Regions from separate parts of the Homo sapiens genome. Here region 1 is linked to region 2. The links are chromatin contacts, found by Hi-C or POLR2A ChIA-PET in ENCODE. All regions are on one chromosome and are shown on one strand. Each heading gives the region's core, a stretch centred on a gene start or an enhancer-like site at or near the end of the contact. The rest is flanking DNA. Distances are from core to core; before and after follow the strand shown.

Region 1 (5,558 bases), core at 1,752-4,251, 170 kb after region 2:
GATATTTCTGCTGTGCAATGGTAGACAGAGACCTGAACTAAGGAGCCAGAAGACTTGGCTTCAAGTTCCAGCTCTTCCATTAATTGCATTTGTGGACAAGTCACTTAACTACCCCATTCCCTGAACATTCTGGATGTTTATGTTTTGTTCAAACCCATGATCACAGGCCCCCAGCCAACTGTTTTGCAAATTCATGGTCAGAAAAGAGTAGAAATGAATCAGTATAATGATGAATCAAGAGTATCATGTTGATGTAGGAAGGATGGCATCGCGATTAATCAAACACTTTGCTTTCCAACTATGCCTTGCCATTCACCAAAATACTTCCTTTTAGTTTTCAGAAAGAAAATAATCCTGTAGGGGAAAAAAAATTCCTAGCAAACCTAGCCCAGGTAAGTCTCTGTTCTCGTTCTCCCAGACATCTCCTCCTCTCTGCTCCCATGGTCACCTATTGCCGGTGCCCTCAGCTGCTATGTGGACTAGTGCAACAGGTTCCTAACTGGCCCTGCTGTCTCCACTCTTCCTCCTCTCTAGTCATCTTACTCTGCCACGATGTGACGATCATTTCCATTGAATTGCTTTAATCACAACACACCTCCCCCCACCCCCCACAAAAACCTCCCACAGCTACCCTTGGATACCAAGTCAAGTCCAAATCCCTTAATCCAACCCTCTAATATCTCATTCCAACCTGCTTTTCTGGTTGGACTTCCTGTTGTGCTGCTTGCCTTCCCACCTCTGTGCATTTGCTGACATCAACTGCAGTATCTTTCTCTCCATCTCTGCCCAGCAGACTCCTCATTCTCCCAATGCCAAACTCAAATTTTTTTCTCCTCTATGAAGTCTTCACATTTTCTCCTCCTCATCGCTCATCAGAAGGGTACATTTCTAGAGCACATTATCCATGACAATCACATGCTACCTTGTGTGTTATGGTCATGGACATATTAGTCTTACTCTTCTATTACTCTGTAAGCTCCTGGGGCACAGGGACCATGCCCCTTCCATCCTGGCATTGTCCTCAGCATCGTGCACACAGTGGGGACTTAATGTAGCCTGACTAAATTAGTGTCAAATGGATGCAGGGAGGCAGCATGATGTAACAGAAAGACTATGAGATTTGGAGTCAGAAGGCCAGGTAGTGGAGCTCAGCTCGGTCACTGACAAGAGGTGTCATCACTCTGAGCCCAATTCTGCATCTGTAAAACAGGCACAATGCTTCCTGTCCTATGGACCTTACAGGGCAGGAGGCAGGAGCTTAAAAAATCTAATGTGCATATACTAGGTGCTTAGCAGAAGAGCCACAATACTTAAACCAGCCTTTGAAGTTCTGCCCCCCACCCCTCTGGACATATTTTATCCCATCCAAAGGAAGATTTCCACACTACTTTGTAGAGAAGAGGGTGAAGTGGGGGAGAAACTGAGTCATTAAGACTCAGAGGAGAACTGTTTACAGACTGCAGGCCAGATGTTGATGAGGGCAAGCAGAGGTGGGGAGGAAAAAGGGCCTTAACTAAATGTCATGGTCCCACCCATGAGTCCCTCTGCAGAGGAAGAGAAGGGAACTCTATTTCCAGGCAGAGGCAAAATGAGTACTGGCCTAGAGGCCTAGGTAATAAGGATGATTCCGTTCGGCTTGTCGGCTGCCAGGTGAGCCTTCCACCTCTGGCCTCCCAGGTGAGTGACAGTGTCAAGGCAAAATCCTTTGACTATTAGCCGCCAAGACTAAACTATGCGGTCAAGACCGACTCTCCCAAATGTGGGCTGTTTGTCTAATTCAGAGCCAAGGCGATATCAAAGATGCCACTGTGCCCACTGAATGAGGAACACAGGGACCGTCCCCCCAATACAGAAACATCTCTGCTTCCTGAAATGCCATCACTACCAATTCATTCTTTCAGGCTTGGTTTCCAGTTCAAATGCAGGTACCTCTGAGCTCGGTGGAAGCTTTAAGGCTGCATTTACACCTTTAGATCTTTTCCTAAGGAGCAGCTGTTGATGTGGGAGAAGGTGGAAAAGGCCCAAATAAATGAGGCCAGTGGGGTGAAGCGGTAGGCTGAGGGGGCCGTTCTCAGCTTGGGGAGGGGAAGCTGCAGCCTCTGTCGGAGCCTGAAGTCAAGCTTCATTTAAGTTGGGGAGATGTGTGGGCAAAAATCTGCGGCCTTTTCGTATCGATGGATCGGGTCCTTTCCCCACACCAAGCACTTTCTTCTCGGGGCTTGGGTCACACAGACAAAAACACCTTTAAAAGGGTCTCTCTCTTCCTAAGCCAGCCTAAGCAAAAGTTTCCAAATTGGAGGACGGTGGAAATGGTTAGGACTCATCTCTCTGGAGAGCTTTTCATTCCTTTCCTCCAAATCCTTTGCTGCATTCCACCTCCTCGCCCGGTCCAATCCGGAAAGCCTCTCGGACCAGGGCTGCGGACCACAAAACTGCATCTTGCAGGGCGGTAACCCCAAGAGAACGTGAAAAGCATTGGGGCTGCACTCTGGGGGCCATAGAGGTGGCCCACCGCCCCGAGGGGTCCCCAGGTGATCGACAAGGGGGCCGTCCCTACTCCAGGGCCCCGAGTCCAGGCAGCAGGGCGGCGTCGGGCCGCGGCTCCCCCACCCCACCCCCGTCCGGTCTCCCGGTTCCCCGGCCCCGCCCGGCTCTTACTTGCGGTAGGCGGCGAGCTGCACGGCGCTGCAGGGGAAGAGGCGCAGGCACGCCACCGCGTTCCCCTTCCACAGGGCCCGGAGCCCCTCTGCCCGCCACACCCGGTGCCCTGTGGCCCACGGTCCCCGGGCGTGGCCTCGCACGACGCCAACCTGGGCCAGCACGGTGGCGAGCTCCAGGGGCGCGGTGAGGCTGAGGCTGAGCGTCCCCGCCAGCCCAGCGCACAGCAGCCTTTGGCCGCCTGTCAGTCGGCCGTCCCGCCTCCACGTAGCCATCGAGCCCCGACCCGGGCCCGGAAGACCGCGTGGCTCGGGCCTGGGGCTCTCCGGCCACGGGCGGAGGTGGCGGGCCCCAGGCCCCGCCCGGCATGGGGCGGGCCCGCGTGAGGGACGGGAAGCCCCGTCTACGCCCTAGCCTGGCCCGAGGCTGGTCGGGGGTGGGGCGCGAGGGCCTGGAGGGTCCGGGGTCCGAGGCCGCGGATATCATGGGCATAGTCTCCCCAGTTGGCAAGGCTCGAGTAGCGACTTTCAGTTGCGAAACAGTTACTGTTCTCTCAAGGCCCAGCCTGCTAGACATCTTGCTTCCTAAATGTTCAGTGCGCCCCCGCCGCCCCTCCCTGCCTCTCCTCTGGTTTGCCCCTTTTCTCCCTTTCACGTGCCACTTCTCTGTCTTCCTCCCCTGGCGCTTCCCTCCTCCTCCTCTTGCCTCCAACCCATTTTTTTTTCCTGCCTAACCAAAAAGCCTTGATGGTTTCCCAGTGCAGAAGGTAAAAAATTCTAACAACCACAGTTGCTATCTCTCAGGCACTTGTCAAGTACTGGGCTTTACAGACGTTCTCATGTAATCCTCAAAACGGCCCTAAGTACGTATGTCCTCATTGACAGAGGCTGTGTGGGTGTGGGGACTTGAATCTGGACTCTTGAACCTGTGTAAGATTCTTGGCTCTGCAGCTTACCAGCTGTGGGACCTTGGGGAAGTCACTCAACCTCTCTGTGTGTCAGTTGCTTTATAAAACAGAGATTATAATTTTTTCCTCCTAGGGGTTGTTGTAAGGATTAATGAACAATGACTGGTATGGGTAAGCAGTTTATATGTGTTAGTTCTGATTAGGTATTCATTTACAGGAGAGGAAACCAAGACACAGAGAGGACTTGCTCAGGCTCACACAGCTACCTACAAAGCAGAGACCGGTTTGAAATCTAGGGCGGTTTATGTCAGTTTCCACTAACGGCTACACTATATGTCTACTAGGACTGCAGAGTTAACTCCAGTAGGGACATTTTCAGTGGTTCTGTAAGCTAAGAGAACAATAGAGGCAAAGAATGGCTAAGAGAGGCTTGGCCAGAATCCGAGGATTCTTTAATCAGTTCAAAAATTTCAGAATTTCAGAATTTCTTTCTGTCTCTTTTTTTTCTAAAAAAGCCATGTCACTAATAATTACAAGGAAAGGAACTGTCAGCAGTCTGTTGGTGTGAGCAAGATGTTCCGGGTACATAGTTGTTTTTAGGCTTGTATAGTTATTTACATTTACTAACACACAATGCTATAGGAACGTTTTCTAAAAGGCATTGCAGGGTTTCTCCTTTTTTATTTTTCACTGTCAATCTCACTTGAGTATGACATTACAAGGTTTTGACTGTGAGAACTTGTTCTAGTTGCAGAAGCCATACTCTGCTCTCAACAATTGGGGAATGCTTATTTTCATGTTTTGTGAATTCTTCTGTCTTGTTGTAAGCTAATTTGATGGCTGGGGGAAGCTTGAGAAAGATGTATGACTCTGAAGACCGGAGGACCCCGACTTTAAAAGGGCTTGAATTGGAATTTGGGGATTACAATAAGGAAACCTTCGGGTACTGGTACTTCCTAAAGCCCTTTGTTGGATAACGGGACAAGATTCTAAAGCTCTTTCAGGAAGTTCGTGGGTCTGGAACATTTCATGTGATAACCCCATTGTATGGAGATTGGGTCAGCCAAGTTATGTTTTTTTTTTTTTTGAGACAGAGTCTCGCTCTGTCGCCCAGGGTGAAGTGCAGTGGCATGGTCTTGGCTCACTGTAACCTCTGCCTCCTAGGTTCAAGCGATTCTCCTGCCTCAGCCTCCTAAGTAGCTGGGACTACAGGCATGTGCCACCATACCCAACTAATTTTTTTGTATTTTCAGTAGAGATGGGGTTCGCCATGTTGGCCAGGCTGGTCTCGAATTCCTGACCTCAGATGATCCACCTGCCTCGGCCTCCCAAAGTGCCGAAATTACAGGCATGAGCCACCGCGCCTGGCCTATTTTAACCTTGAAAGTAAAATGTATGGCCGGGCGCGGTGGCTCACGCCTATAATCCCAGCACTTTGGGAGGCTGAGGCGGGCGGATCACGAGGTCAGGAGATCGAGACCATCCTGGCTAACACGGTGAAACCCCGTCTCTACTGAAAATACAAAAAATTAGCCGGGCGAGGTGGCGGGCGCCTGTAGTCCCACCTACTTGGGAGGCTGAGGCAGGAGAATGGCGTGAACCCTGGAGGGCGGAGCCTGCAGTGAGCCGAGATCACGCCACTGCACTCCAGCCTGGGTGACAGCGAGACTCCGTCTCAAAAAAAAAGAAAGTAAAATGTATATTTTTCACTGCAGGTACACTGAAGCATAAAATGAATAACACCAAACTATATATTGGATGCCTTCTGTCTTTTCATGATCATGTGCTAACCAGGTGTTCATATTTTACTCAGCCAGAGTCTCATTCATCTGCTTAGCATTGGGCACCTTATGTATATTCATCCTAAACATAAATAAATCTCCGAGGATATCCTGTATTTGGATTGTGACTTGTATACTCAAGCCAACCTTATTGCCTCTTTTTCACACTTGTTGAAAAGTCTGTGGAGAGCATAGTAGGTTAACAAGCTCCA
Region 2 (6,193 bases), core at 3,129-5,628:
GGATTTCAGGCCAGGCACAGTGGCTCACGCCTGTAATCCGAGCACTTTGGGAGGCCGAGGCGGGTGGATCACCCGAAGTCAGGAGTTTGAGACCAGCCTGGCCAGCATGGCGAAACCCCGTCTCTACTAAAAATACAAAAAAATTAGCTAAGCGTGGTGGTGCGTGCCTGTAATCCCAGCTACCTGGAAGGCTGAGGCAGGAGAATCGCTGGAACCTGGGAGGCAGAGGCTGCAGTGAGCCGAGATCACGCCACTACACTCCAGCCTGGGTGACAGAGCCAGACTCCGTCTCAAAAAAAAAAAAGGATTTCACTACCTGCTAAATTACTGAATCAAAGAAAACAAAGGCATGGTGTGGTATGCTGAATAATGCACAACCCTGCCCCCTCCGCCCCCCCAGCCAGATCTCCATTTCCTTATCTCTGTAACTGGTGAATATGTTACCTTACATGGCAAAAGGGACTTTGCAGATGTGATTAAATTAAGAATCTTGACATGGGGATATTATCCTGGATTAAAGGGGTGGGCCTGAGGCAATCAAACCAGTCCTTATACGAGGGATGAAGTAGGAGTCAAAGAGGAGGCCATGTGATGACTGAAGCAGAGATTGGAGTGATGTGGCCACCAGGGAAGGAGCCAAAGTATGTCTGCAGTAGGAGTTGGAAGAGGCAAAAGATGGAAGCCTGAAGCCCCCAGAAGCAATCAGACCTGCTGACACCTTGACTTTAGACCACTGATATTGGTTTTGGACTTCTGATGTCCAAAACTCTAAGATAATACATTTGTGTTGTCTTAAGCCACCAAGTTTGTGGTAACTTGTTACAGCAGTAATATGAAACTAATACACATGTCTACCATGTTGTACATGGGAATTCAATCAAACCAGCCACATCCATCAGACCAGGGCTCAGCAAACTGCAGCCAAATCTAACCTGCCATTATTTGTCTATGGCCTACAAACTAAGAATGGCTTTCTATATTCTTAAACGGTTGAAAAAAGTCAAAAGATTTAATAATATTATAATGTACATCAATGTTACCAGACTAAGCATTCATCACAATATTCCCAACTCAGAGGAGAGCAATGGCTAGTAAAATTTAAAATTTTAAGTAGAATATCTTATTATGGCAAAATTCATAATAAAACTAAAAAATAGGCCAGGCGCATTGGCTCATGCCTGTAATCCCAGCACTTTGGGAGGCTGAGGTGTGTGAATCATGAGGTCAGGAGTTCCAGGCCAGCTTGGCCAACATGGGAAAACCCCATCTCGGCCGGGCGTGGGGGATCACGCCTGTAATCCCAGCACTTTGGGAGGCCGAGGTGGGCGGATCACGAGGTCAGGAGATCGAGACCATCCTGTCTAACACAGTGAAACTTCATCTCTACTAAAAATACAAAAAATTTGCCGGGCGTGGTGGCGGGCGCCTGTAGTCCCAGCTACTCGGGAGGCTGAGGCAGGAGAATGGCGCGAACCCGGGAGGCGGAGCTTGCAGTGAGCCGAGATCGCACCACTGCACTCCAGCCTGGGCGACAGAGCGAGACTCCGTCTCAAAAAAAAAAAAAAAGAAAAAAAAAAAAAGAAAACCCCATCTCTACCAAAAATACAAAAAGTAGCTGAGTGTGGTGGCGCATGCCTGTAATCCCAGCTACTCAGGGGGCTGAGGCAGGAGAATTGCTTGAACCTGGGAGGTGGAGGTTGCAGTGAGCCGAGATCACGCCACCGCCCTCCAGCCTGGGCGAGAGAGCGAGACTCCATCCCCCGCCCCCCCCAAAAAGGAAAAAATAAAAATAAGCCTATAGTCAAAGTAAGTTTCTGAGTGGCTCCTTTGTTAGCCAACCAAGGAAAGTCATTTACTGATACTGAGCTAAATTGTGTTTGGCTGCAGAAGTCAAAGAAATAGGCTCAAGAAAAATAAAACTTGTGAAGACTATTCACCTTTCAGCAAGAACAGTGGCTCTAAGAGTTGAGGACATTGAAATCAACATCAAAACAAAAACAAACAAACAAAAAAGGGCAAGGCACGGTGGCTCACACCTGTAATCTCAGCACTTTGAAAGCCTGCAGCAGAAGGATTGCTTGAGCCCAACAGTTCAAGACTACCCTGGGCAACACAGCAAGACCTTGTCTCTACAAAAAAATTAAAAAAAAAATAGCCGATGTGGTGGTGTGCATGTGTGGTCCCAGCTACTAGGGAGGCTAAGGTGGGAGGATCACTTGAGCCCAGGAGTTTGAGGCTGCAGTGAGCTGTGATCATGCCACTGCACTCCAGCCTGGGTGACAGAGCAAGACCCTGTCTCAAAAACAAAAACAAAAACAAAGCAAATGATTTCAAGTGGTTTTCCTTGGCTCCTGATGAATGTTTACCAATATTACTCAGTTGTTGTTTTTTACTCAAGGAGTCAATGTTGACTTTAAAGTGACTGAAGAATTGGACCGGGCGTGGTGGCTCACGCCTGTAATCTCAGCACTTTGGGAGGCCGATGTGGGCAGATCACTTGAGGTGAGGAGTTTGAGATCAGCCTGACCAACATGGTGAAACCCTGCCTCTACTAAAAATACAAAAAAAAAAAAAAAAAAAAAAATTAGCCAGGCATGGTGGCATGTGCCTGTAATCCCAGTTACTCAGGAGGCTGAGGCAGGAGAGTTGATTGAACCTGGGCGGTGGAGGTTGCAGTGAGCCAAGATTGTGCCACTGCACTCCAGCCAGCCTGGGTGACAGAGCCAGACTCTGTCTCAAAAAAAAAAAAAAAAAAAAAAATTGGCCTGGGTGTATGGTCTTGTGTGGAACAACTGCAGATGAGAGTATTTCAAAGAAGTCAGGAAAACACTAATTCAATTCAGTCTAAAGCATAATTTGCTAAGATGTATTACAAATATGTATGGAGCAGAAAAGGTTTAGACAAATGTACAATACTTGTCAAAATGTAAGTTGTTTAAAATCCTGTAGTTATTAATTGTATTATTAAACAGCAGGTACTTTGCAACAAACAAACAAACAAACTTGAATCTGTCTTGTGTTATTCTTGACAGTAGTGTCAACAGTGAAGTTCAGCTGGGCGCGGTGGCTCACACCTGTAATCCCAGCACTTTGGGAGACCAAGGTGGGTGGATCACGAGGTCAGGAGTTCAAGATTTTAGAAAATTTGAATTTGAATTTGAATTCAAAATTTTAGAAAATTTTCTAAATGAGAAGAACCCCACCCTTGACCACTATTATTGAACATGAATAGTTTTAAAAAATGGCTTTTGCCATAGACTTAGTAATGTTCCTTAATGAATTTAACCTAAAATTACAAGGCAAAACAGTGTTTATACCTGAAACCTGTACTGCAGTAAAGTCATTCAATGACATCCCACATTGTTTGAATCACAAACAGTGTCAAGGTGCTTTAATCACTTCTCGTGCTGTCAAAAGTTAAAAATCCAGATTTATATTCCCACACAAATTTGCGGTGGAAGTATTCTTGTACATGAATGTTCATAGCAGCATTATCTATATAATAACCAAAAAGTGAAAACATCCCCGTTGTCTGCCAATTGATGAATGAACAAAATGTGATATATCCATATGATGAAATATTATTCAACCATAAAAAGGAAAGAAGTACTGTAACATGGATGAACCTTGAAAACATTATGGTAAATGAAAGAAGCCAGACAAATGGCCACATATTGTAGGATTCCATTTATATGAAATGTCCAGAATAGGCAAATCCATAGAGATAAAAAGTAGATTAGTGGTTGCCGTGGGCTGGGAAGGTGGGGGATGTGCGGGTCGTGGTGACTACTAATGGGTATAAGATTTCTTTTTGAGATGATGGAAATGTTCTGGAATTAGTGGTGATGGTTACACAACTTTGTGAATACACTAAAAAACACCCAATTACACATTTTAAAAGGGTGAATTTTATGTTACGTGAATTATATCAACTAAAAAATAAGATACCTAAAAAATTATGTACTCATCTGGAATAGTCATTAAAATCACAATCATATTTAGAAACACACCCAAATCAGTATCATATATATATATATATATATATAATATAAACTATATAATGCATAGTCCTTTATTTAGCTGGTCTTATATATACATATGTGTATATATACATATAAATGCATGCGTTATAGAAATGTAAAGAATTTATATAATATTAAGGGTGTTGTGAGAAAGCCCACCAATCTTCATTGAGAAGTGACTCCCAGATCACAGGAGTCCCAGCTAACTTGGCCAAGACAAAGTAGGTTCTGGGAGGCTCCAGGCGCACCCCCGTATATCTTAGCCTGATAGGACAGCCCGGAAGTTTATAAGACTTCTGCTAACACGTGACCAGCGTAGCCACAAGGAAAAGGTGCAAGGCGCACTCGTGACGTCATTTCGGGGCGACCCTCTTCTTGGCGTAGAGTTTTCAGATTGCTCTTGGGAATCATGCCGAAAGTAGTGTCTCGGTCAGTAGTCTGCTCTGACACTCGGGACCGGGAGGAATATGACGACGGCGAGAAGCCCCTCCATGTTTACTACTGTTTGTGCGGCCAGATGGTCCTAGTGCTGGGTGAGTAGCCGGGAACTGCGGGGGCGTCTGCAAGGAGCCAGACTTCGGGTTCTTGAAGGCGAATTTCCTCTGGCTGTGATCTGGGAGCCACTTCTCAACGAAGATTGGTGGGTTTTCTCTCTCCGACTAAATCCTCCCTACGCATCCCCGCCCCACTCCAGGGCATTTTTTTTTTTCCTGCTTTTTGTTTAGCCTTGTGACTCTGTATCCAGACCTTCCTCAAAACTAAACTCCTTCAGGAGAACAAAAATAGAAACACAAACATATTGTATTTCCCTCTTAATCCACTGTCTTCAAAAACTACTGCCTCTAGAAGCTTTATAACTTTTCTGCTGGATACCAAGATGCTGCAGTTGCTCTTACCTCACAGCAAACGAAAATAAAACCCTCCCTCGATCCTGTATTCCCCTCCAGCTATAACCCCATTTCGTTGCTTCTTTTATAGCAAAGCTTCTCAAAAGAGTTGCCTATATTGGCTGTCTCTGCATCCTGACTTCTAATTCTCTCCTGACCTCACTTCAGGTAGGCTTTCCTTCCCACCTCATCATCTTAACCGTATTTGGCTCCATGTTAACAGTTCTAGTGGTCAGTTATCAATGTTCATTTTAATTCTGTCAGTGGCATTTGACAGAGGTAATCATTTCATTCCTTTTGCAACATGTTTTTTATTTGCTTCCAAGACTCCATACTCACTTGATTTTCCTCCTACCTCGTATTTCCCCCCCCCCTTTTTTTTCAGATGGAGTCTCACTCTGCTGCCCAGGCTGGAGTGCAGTGGTGCAATCTCGGCTCACTGCAAGCTCTGCCTCCCGGATTCAAGTGATTCTCCTGCCTCAGCCTCCCGAGTAGCTGGGATTACAGGCGCCCGCCACCATGCCCGGCTAATTTTTGTGTTTTTAGTAGAGACGGGGGTTTCACTACGTTGGCCAGGCTGGTCTCGAACTCCTGACCTCGTGATCCACCCGCCTCGGCCTCCCAAGGTGCTGGGATTACAGGCGTGAGCCACCGCGCCCAGCCTTAGATTTTTCCCCTTGTCTGGCTCCCTTTTCTCTCTCAGACTTTTAGGCATTCCAAGGCCCTATAGCTCAGTACTCTCACCTGTTCTCACTCTGTACCCACCCCCTAGGTGATCTCATTCATTCCCAAGCTTTAAATACAACTGACATGCTGGTAACTCCCAGATGTTCATCTTTAACCTGCACCTCTCCTGAGACTCCAATTGCCTATTCAACATCTCCACTTGAATGTCTAATGGGCCTCTCAAATATATCGTGCTGAAAATTGAGTTCATGACCCTCTACACCCCCTCTCCAATTGCTCCTCTTATAGTCATCCCTATTGCAGTCAGTAGTACAACTATTCATCCAGTATCTCAGACCAAAACCTGGAATCAGTCTTGACTTCTGTCTGTCACGTACCTTACATCTGTCCAGTCCATCAGGAAATCCTGCAGGTGCTTTCGTGAAAATGTATGCAGGATCTGACTGCTTCTTACCACCTCCATTCCTTTTTCTTTTTGAGACAGAGGGAGTCTCACTCTGTCACCCAGGCTGGAGTGCTGTGGCGCGGTCTCAGCTCACTGCAACTTCCGCCTCCCAGGTTCAAGCGATTCTCCTGCCTCAGCCTCCCAAGTAGTGT

The links. A loop is a pair of places that touch in the nucleus more often than their neighbours do. ChIA-PET counts read pairs that join two places held with the same protein, here RNA polymerase II (POLR2A). Pooled maps may share reads with other maps.
Region 1: a loop to region 2 is called in a pooled map, with 4 times the contacts of the local background. The contact joins the promoter of SLC25A43 here to the promoter of STEEP1 in region 2. A Hi-C loop is called at or near these places in 1 of 37 single-sample maps with no recorded cell type and 5 of 50 pooled maps. POLR2A ChIA-PET finds 5 or more read pairs at or near these places in 1 of 52 experiments (HepG2).

Annotation. Positions count from the first base shown.
Region 1 is chrX:119,396,779-119,402,336 of GRCh38, reverse strand. It overlaps SLC25A43 (solute carrier family 25 member 43), which reads right to left and starts at 3,001. Exons shown (of 5, transcript NM_145305.3): 1 at 2,659-3,001. The coding sequence starts at 2,933. RefSeq lists a silencer at 2,478-3,137.
Region 2 is chrX:119,563,594-119,569,786 of GRCh38, reverse strand. STEEP1 (STING1 ER exit protein 1) reads left to right here and starts at 4,378. Exons shown (of 7, transcript NM_022101.4): 1 at 4,378-4,555. The coding sequence starts at 4,432.